Linked DNA regions of Homo sapiens: region 2 is linked to region 1. A link is an interaction called in ENCODE POLR2A ChIA-PET data of the cell type or tissue named here. Cell type or tissue: MCF 10A. All regions are shown on one strand. Each heading gives the region's core, and the rest is flanking DNA. Links, peaks and the distances in the headings are about the cores only.

Region 1 (4,401 bases), core at 156-4,155:
ACATAATAGAAATTATTTGTCTTTAGCCTACCCCCACCCCTCCCAGCATGTGTTGGCTCCTCTAGATGGTTTTGCTGGTGGAGACAACTGTTTCTATCATGGTTGAGATTTGACGGTGCTGGGTTCTTCCTTCTGAGACAACAATCGTTTGGCTTTTCATCCTACTTTTTCCCTGACTTTACTTTTTAAAAATTTATTTTTTTAGAGACAGGATTTTGCTCTGTCATCAGGCTGGAGTACAGAGGTACAATCATGGTTCACTGTAATCTTGAACTCTCAGGCTCAAGCAGTCCTCCTGCCTCAGGCTTTTAAGTAGCTGGGACTACAGGTGCATACCACCACACCTAGCTAATTTTTTTTTATTATTATACTTTAAGTTTTAGGGTACATGTGCACAACGTGCAGGTTTGTTACATATGTATACATGTGCCATGTTGGTGTGCTGCACCCATTAACTTGTCATTTAACATTAGGTATATCACCTAGCTAATTTTTAAGCAATTATTTTTTGTTGAGGTGGGGTCTTGCTATCTTGTCCAGGCTGTTTCCCTGATTTTAAATCTAGGTTTTGGTTATGATGTGGATGAAGAATATCTTCGCAGTATTTTTTTCATGGTAATACTAGTTCATGTTTTCCTTGCTTTTGGTTCTCACTATTCTTGCTAAGTTTTGTTTTGTTCTGGTTTTTGGTTTTAAACATAATCTTGAGTTAAAAGCCATTGGAAAAACTCCCCCCAACATGCTTCTCTTTTTCCTAATCAATGTGTGGGAAGGACTCTTCTTTGTTCTTTTCAATAAAATAGTTTTCTAACAAATTAGTGAAACCTTTTCTGCTACTTCCCTTCATGAGGAACTATCTATAGATTACCGAAGAGTAGAGCTCCTAGTGAACACTTCCTTCCCTGGAGTAAGTCCTGGGAAGCACAAACGTTTCAGTGCCGAAAGACGTAAAGACAGGCACAAAGAGGAACATGGGATGCTTGAGGATCATCCAAATTTCAACCTACACCATTATGTAGGTGCCAACATAGGTAAGGGTCTGTTAAGCTCATGTTTTCTGTGAAAGAAGTAGAAGGCGAGCTGAGGATTTCCACACTACAGGCCACATTTCCCTGCTGGGCCCGAGAAACTCGGCTGGAGTTTATGGTCAGTAGATGGTTAGAATAAATTCCTTGAGATCACCTGCAAAGGCACCAAACTGATATCCTGGTGATGCTTCCTTTAAGATGTAGCCATCGTAAGAATCTTTCCAAAGTGGAGGTATTTTAGAAAGCACGTTAATGAAATTGGGTGTGATTAAATGGAGGCAATTCTCTTGTTTGGTTTTATGAAAATGAATCTAACTCGTGAAATAGATCCATCTCCCATTTCTCAATATCTTGTCAGGATGCCATTGCAGTGGGGACCAAGTGCTCCCTTTCCAATTTAATGGGAAATCAAAAGTGCAGAGCCATCTGCACAGACAAAAACCAACAACTCTGAAGGATGACCCTTCAGTGGAAATGCATTATGGAGCAGGCCATGTGTTTTCCTGAAACTCATATTTTAACCCCAGCGTGGATCTCTGTACTAAAGTAAGATCTCAGTAAGAGCCCAGCTTGTGTTATACCCTACCCGGTGTCAGTGGTGGGCAAACAATAATTGTCAGAGCTCAGGTTTCTCTAAGACCTCATATTCTCGAAGTGGATATCATAGGTGTAAAGACCAGTGAAGTTGATAATGAAATAGCTAGTATTCCTTTAGGATTTTGATGTCAGAGAAAAGGAACTTATCATCTCTATTGCCAGGAAGCTGTCAAACCTGCCTTAATTATGATTAATAACATACACATACCTGAGAAGATTTTTTTCTCTCTCTCATGCTGACTTTCTTAAAAATGTCTCTTTGCTAAATATGATCTCAGGGTCCAACGCAGCTGTAGCTTTAGGAACAGACTAGAATGGGTTCTCTCTGTGTGGTGATGTTTACAAAAACATTTGTTCTTGGCTAAATAAATCAGGTTCAAAAATCTCTCTGTGTATATTGTCTTTCTTTGCAGTTGCTAGTTTTACGGTGAAAAAAGGTGTTTTGAGCGGACAATTTTAATCTTTTCATAAATGAGCTGTCTGTTTTTTTTTATTATACTTTAAGTTCTAGGGTACATGTGCACAACATGCAGGTTTGTTACATATGCATACATGTGCCATGTTGGTGTGCTGCACCCGTTAACTCGTCATTTACATTAGGTATATCTCCTAATGCTCTCCCTCCCCCCCTCCCCCCACCCCACGACAGGCCCCAGTGTGTGATGTTCCCCACCCTGTGTTCAAGTGTTCTCATTGTTCAATTCCCACCTATGAGTGAGAACATGGGATGTTTGGTTTTCTGTCTTGGAGATAGTTTGCTCAGAATAGTTTCCAGCTTCATCCATGTCCCTACAAAGGACACGAACAATGAGCTGCCTGATTTTAAAGCAAGTCAGTAAGTACTTCTTATTCACCCTCCAAGAGAATGATGATTTCCCTGTTTCTGAAGTGAGCAGTTTTATTGTCTTAAAAGAGAAAAATGGGGAGTAATTATGATATTGATATAAGATTTGAGAAAGAAGCACATATGAATTGTGAATTGTGGCTAAACCAGTGTAATAGAGCTGTCTTGATAGTCATAACGTAGTAAACAACACTGGTCAAAGGTAATTATGAAAAATAAATAAGAATGGAGACCATTTATGGTAGAGTCCTATGTAATGATGCATATTTTACTCTGCTGTTTAGACAAATAGTGAATTCAGAAGTTTATGCATTTGAGGAGAGGCTATTTAAAAAGAGGTTGTATATGAATTTTGCACAGGTTTTGACTTTTTTTTTAGTCTAGACCTATCTTTTGTTTATTCTTACCAACATTCCCAGAGTGTTTTATATTTGCAAAGTGCTTTACGCTGGTTTTACTAGTTATTCCCAATGATAATACACACCTGACCTCATTCTATTGTTTAGGTGAAGTTAATAGGCCTCAGAATTCAGTGAGTTGATGGCTCCATCTCTGGCTTAATTAGACAGTTTAAGCTCTAATTGGCTGGTGGTAAGTCAATCAGTTAAAGAGTTGCACATTCACTCCCTGGGAATTGTGGGAACGATTGGTCCAGGGGGCACCAGACACTGCAGGAGAAATCACTCAGAGCAGAACCTCCCGTCGTCCCAAAGGGCCATGGCAGGTGATGTCCATCAAGGGAGGGTCAAGTGCGCGGGAGGCTCAACCTTTTCTGTGTGTAGAGTCTGAGGAAAAGCAGATCACCCTGTCCCCAGTGCTACAGAAGGAAAACATGTTAAACATGTTGCTCACCAAGATGGAGACAGAAGTGACTGTGAACTAGAACAAAGGCTGCCTTGGAAAGGGAGGCAACGGCAAGTCAGAATACCCAGGTGTGATGATGAGACTGCTGTGGGATCAAGCATCCTGGGATGTGGGCATCAGAGCCAGCATAGACCTGCAAATTCTGAATCTACGGGGCTATGAGTTCCTTGAGGAAAGAACTGTGTGTCCTTCAATTTTTGTATCCCTTATAGCAGCAGTCCCCAAACTTTTTAGCTCCAGGGACCAATTTCATGGAAGACAATTTTTCCATAGATGAGGGGCTGTTGGGGGGATGGTTTCAGGATGATTCAAGCACATTTATTTTGCACTTTATTTCTATTATTATTACATTTTAATATATAATGAAATAATGATACAACTCACCATAATGTAGAATCAGTGGGAGCCCTGAGCTTATTTTCCTGTAACCAGATGGTCCCATGTGGGGGCGATGGGAGAGACAGTGACAGATCATCAGGCATTAGATTCTCATAAGGATTGCACAACCTAGATCCCTTGCATGTGCAGATCACAGTAGGGTCCATTTTCCTATATGAATCTAATGCCTTCACTGTTCTGACAGGAGGTGGAGCCCAGGCGGTAATGTCAGGGATGGGTAGCAGCTATAAATACAGATGAAGCTTTGCTTGCTCACCCGCCACTCACCACCTGTTATGTGGTCCAGTTCCTAACAGGTCACGGACCAGTACCAGCCTGTAGCCTAGGGGATTAGGGACCCCTGCCTTATAGTGTCTATCCCTGGGCTTCGTATGCTGTATTTACTGAATAAATACATGAAAACATGTATTCCAGTAGTGAATAAACCCTTGCTCAAAACCTATTTTTTTTATATGTTTAATATTGGCCACATGAATGGTCATCTACTTTATCTTATTCTCTGGCCTTGATTATAAGGTTTTTCCCAAGTCAGCCCATTCCTGCTGGAATATGCACAAGAATGTGTTGCATCATTCTATCCATGGATGGATTCTCAGGGTGCCCACCTTGAAGGGGAGCATGGATATTTAGTTGCATAAATTCTGATATGTGTGAAATAAGCCAGCCATG
Region 2 (4,401 bases), core at 247-4,246, 67 kb before region 1:
AACAAAAAGGAAAAAGGAAGAAAGAAAAGTGATGTACAGAAAATGGAAGTGAGGTAGAGAAATAGCTAGATTGCTGACAGCTCGGAGTTTGCTTTTATGAACAGTTGGCCTCCCTGATTGGCTTAAACGTGGTGATTGCACAAGAGTAGGTTACAGTCTGTTTACACCTCCATTTAGGTTATAGTTCACTATGTAACAGAGAAACCTTTAGGCTGAACTTAAAATTCGTAAGAAGGCAGCTTTGGGCTAAATTTGATTTTACAATGTTCAACGAGGAATGACTCAAGGCATTTTTGGAAGAGAGTATTCAGGACATGGCAGGGGATTTCCAATATTTGGAGAACCATTGTATGAAGGCATTACATACAATGTAAAAAAACTAATGTTTTTTTCAAAGATTTTTTTTCCAAGGGGTATAGCCAAGATCGTGGATTAAAGCTATATGACAAAAACACTGAGTAAAATAAGGAATATATGCTAAGGTGATGTGAGAAGATGAAATAAACTCTCAGAAGGTGTGAGCTCCCCACTGGAAAGCTGGGGCGATTTGGCTGGGGCTGTTTGAGTAAGAGCTGGACAAACTACCTGCTACAGATGTTGCTGTGGAGAATTGAGCTCTGGAGAGGGGATAGACCAGATGTGAAACACATCTGGTTTTCAGGCTACAACTCATTTCAGGCCAGGCACAGTGGCTCTATGCCTGTAATCCCAGCACTTTGGGAGGCCAAGGCTGGAAGATCACTTGAGGTCAGGAGTTCGAGACCAGCCTGGCCAACCTGGTGAAACTCCATCTCTACTACAAATACAAAAATTAGCCGGGCATGGTGATGTGCGCCTGTAATCCCAGTTACTGGGGAGGCTGAGGCAGGAGAATCACTTGAGCCCAGGAGGTGGAGGTTGCAGGGAGGCGGAGGTTGCAGTGAGCCAAGATCACGCCACTGCACTCCAGCCTGGACAACAGAGCGAGATTCTGTCTCAGCCAAAACAAAACAAAACAAAACTTCATTTTAACTCTGAATTTCTTTTTTTAATTTTTAATTTTTGTGGGTACATAATAGGCGTATATATTAATGGGTTACATGAGATGTTCTGCAGCATGTAATAATCACATCACGGAAGATGAAGTATCCATCCTGTCAAGCATTTATCCTTTGTGTTACAAACAATCCAGCTATATTCTTCCAGTTATTTTAAAATATACAATTGAATTATTATTGACTACAGTCACCCTTTTATGCTATCAAATGCTAGGCCTTATTCATTCATTCTAACTATATTTTTAGACCCATTATAACTCTGAATTTCTAAAATTAATAATTTTTATAACTGTTGACTTCACAGTATGTCTCAAACACCAGATTATTAATAATCTGATTAATAACCAACAAATACAGTTTTTAGATCTTGGGCTTGTAGAAATCCAGCTATGCATTTTATCATCAAAACTCCAAAGCTGAGAAGGTCCTGGCTTCTAAAGAGATTACAAAGTTGATTGTAGATTATTGATTGTGTTTGGAAAAGTATCCTTGGAAAGGAAAGTTTTTCAGGAGCCACTGCATTAGAATAAAGGAGTCCTTGACAATAAAAGGGATTTAAGAATAAAGGAGTCCTTTGTCAAGAGTTTATTTTTAACCCCAATACCAAGCTTATGATAACTGATTATTAAAGTGAGTTTGTCATCTACTTGCTGTCTAAAAGCTTTAGTGTATAAAAGCCATGGGAATGTATACGATTACCTCCAGAAAGAGAATAGGGAAGGAAAGAGCCAAGTTATCCAAGGTTATCTCTCTCTCTGTAGCGTTCTCTGTTTATGTGTAATTTTGTGCATTTGTATTAAACCTGCATTTGTTTTACGTGACCTCTGGCTTTCAAATGTTTGTAGAATACAAAGTATTCTTAACCTCAGATGTTATAATGGGCATCATAGTAAATATATTTTTATCAGATGGCTTTTTCTATAAATCCACTAGAAAGTAGTAAGCCCATTCCAATTACTCTTTGGAACCAAGGCAGTGTATACGTATTGAGGTTTTGCCGCAGCAGAGCAATTTTTGGTTAAATATTAGGGTTAAAAGAGGAGCTGTGGGGAAGGTCCCGGGTTTTGATGGCTGATGGCTGATGATCACTGAGAAAATTGCTTAGCAGCATAGATAATCGTATTAGAAGAGAAAGAATTTAACAATGATTTTTCATTTCTAACACTACTTCAGTCTTTCATCTCTATATTCCAAGCACTAAATAGAGTACCTAGAACACAGCAGGCATTCAGCAAATGTTTTGGGATGAATGACTTTTATGAAAAATCAAAAGAAAACTACTCTAAACTTCAGTTATTTCTCTTCCTGAGACAAGTCTATGTGACTGATGGAAAAGTGAAAATTCCAGTCATCATCAGTTGTTAAATAGTTAGGCTGCCAAATCATCTGTTTGACTGATGTTTACTCCCTTTGAGTTGACTGACTGCTTTGGCTCAGAGTTGACACAGCATGAGTCATAAGTTTCAGTTCTTGTCAGCTGATGGTTGCATTTCCATGCATAACCAGTGTGACTTATGTTGGTCATATCAGGCACAAATATAAATCACGACTGTCCAATCGTTGGTACTTGGGCCTTTTCTGACTGGAATGATTTCTTGGTCATTCTGTTGGTTAGTGACACTGAATACTCACTGATGGAACAGCATTGGCCAACTGATGGCAGAAGTTTCCTTCCTGAAAAGATCTTAAAATAGCACGCAATATAGAATTAGCCAGTGAATGCGAGTTCTCCTAAGTGTGAATGCAATTCTAGAACATGATGGAGAGTGATTCTCCACTGGTAAAATTTGGGAAAAGCAGGATATATATATATAAATTTTACTTTAAGTTCTGGGATACATGTGGAGAATGTGCAGGTTTGTTACATAGGTATACATGTGCCATGGTGGTTTGCTGCACCTATCAATGTGTCATCTATGTTAGGTACTTCTCCTAATGCTATCCCACCCCTTGCCCCCCCACCCCCTGACAGGCCCTGGTGTGTGATGTGCCCCTCCCTGTGCCCATGTGTTCTTAATAGACATAAACATATTTTTTAGGTTTCTAGTTGTGGTGGACAAACTTTAAGGTGGTCTCCATGATTCCTGCCCCTTGGTGTTTATGCTTTTGTATATTCACTCCCCTTGGGTGTGGGCAGGACCCCTGACTTATTTCTAGGCCACAGAGTATGGAGACGGTGATGCAATACTACTCTTGTGATTATATTTCATTTTAGAAGACTCTGCCTTGCTAGCAGAATTGCTCTACAGTTTTTCTCTCCTTTCTGGCTTTGGAGACACAAGATGCCGTGAGTCCTATGCCTGCAAGAAGATGAATTTTGCCAACACCCCAGTGAGCCTGAAAGTGAATCTTTCTCCACATGAGCTTTCAGATGAGAAGTCAGTCCTGGCTGACCTTGACTGCAGCCTTGCACAGGACTCAGCCAAAGCTGTGTCTGGATTCCTGACTCACAGAAACCATGAGACAATAAATGTGTATTGTTCTAAGATGCTAAATTTGTGGTAACTTGTTACACTGTATTAAAGAAGCATACACTAGTGTTCTTAAATAAACATTTGACTATGGTGTTGGTGTTCAGGACATCCACCCAGGAATCTGGATGGAAGATGCCATAGTCTTCTGACTTCCCTGGATTGGCACACATACACATTGAATGCTGACTTTTCCAAAGCAAGGAAGAACAAGAAGAAAGAAAAGAAGTGGGCTCTATATTCCTATTATTAAGTCTAATAATGTGCACGTTTGAATTATTGACCAGGACATTTGTGTTTAAAGGAAATAAAAATATGATTGAATTCCCACACATGGTTAAATCTTGAATTTATGGTCAATGTAGTGAATATTATTAGTTACTTACCATTCTTCCTTCTCTCCCTGCCCTTGCCTGTCTTCTCTGTGGGTAGAATATACCACCCTGCCCCACTAGTTTTGGGTGTGGCCATATGACTTTCTTTGACCAATGGAATGTGGTAAAGTGATAGGTGATCAGTTCTAGGCTGAGGCTTAAGAGGTTTGGTAAATGTTTGCCAGCAATTTTGTGCACCTGTTCTACACCACGAGAAAAGCACACTGAGGTAGCCACAGCTTTTTTGCCTGGATTCCTGAATGAAAAACACATGGAACACACCTGAATTTGATGTACTACTTAAAGCCAAACTGTCCCAGCCAGGATTCAGACCTGTGAATGAGAAGTTAATGTTATAAATGTCTGAGATATGGAAATTGTTTGTTATGTAGACTTATTGCAACAAGAGCTAACTAACACAAAATCCCAAATCACTGAATTATTTCATATAAGTGAAGCCAGCAAAAATTTAAGATTTTATCCCTTACCACAGACATATATGTAAATGAATTTATTCTT

What was found. Peaks named below come from ENCODE experiments on the same cell type or tissue, not always from the same donor. Only the 100,000 strongest peaks of a DNase experiment are listed, where the experiment ranks them.
Region 2: POLR2A ChIA-PET joins it to region 1 with 7 read pairs; 2 of 35 experiments call an interaction of 5 or more read pairs at or near these places.

What each region holds. Positions count from the first base shown.
Region 1 is chr15:60,186,508-60,190,908 of GRCh38, reverse strand. The region is part of intron 2 of LOC105370839 (a long non-coding RNA gene); the gene reads right to left. Among named protein-coding and RNA genes, the nearest start is that of FOXB1, 180 kb to the right of the region's middle. In MCF 10A, for the core only: no CTCF peak of the experiment used is centred there; no DNase peak of the experiment used is centred there.
Region 2 is chr15:60,253,694-60,258,094 of GRCh38, reverse strand. It overlaps LOC105370839 (a long non-coding RNA gene), which reads right to left. Exons shown (of 5, transcript XR_932310.3): 4 at 4,165-4,215; 5 at 1,956-2,721. Among named protein-coding and RNA genes, the nearest start is that of ANXA2, 140 kb to the left of the region's middle. In MCF 10A, for the core only: no CTCF peak of the experiment used is centred there; a DNase peak (open chromatin) is centred at 2,464.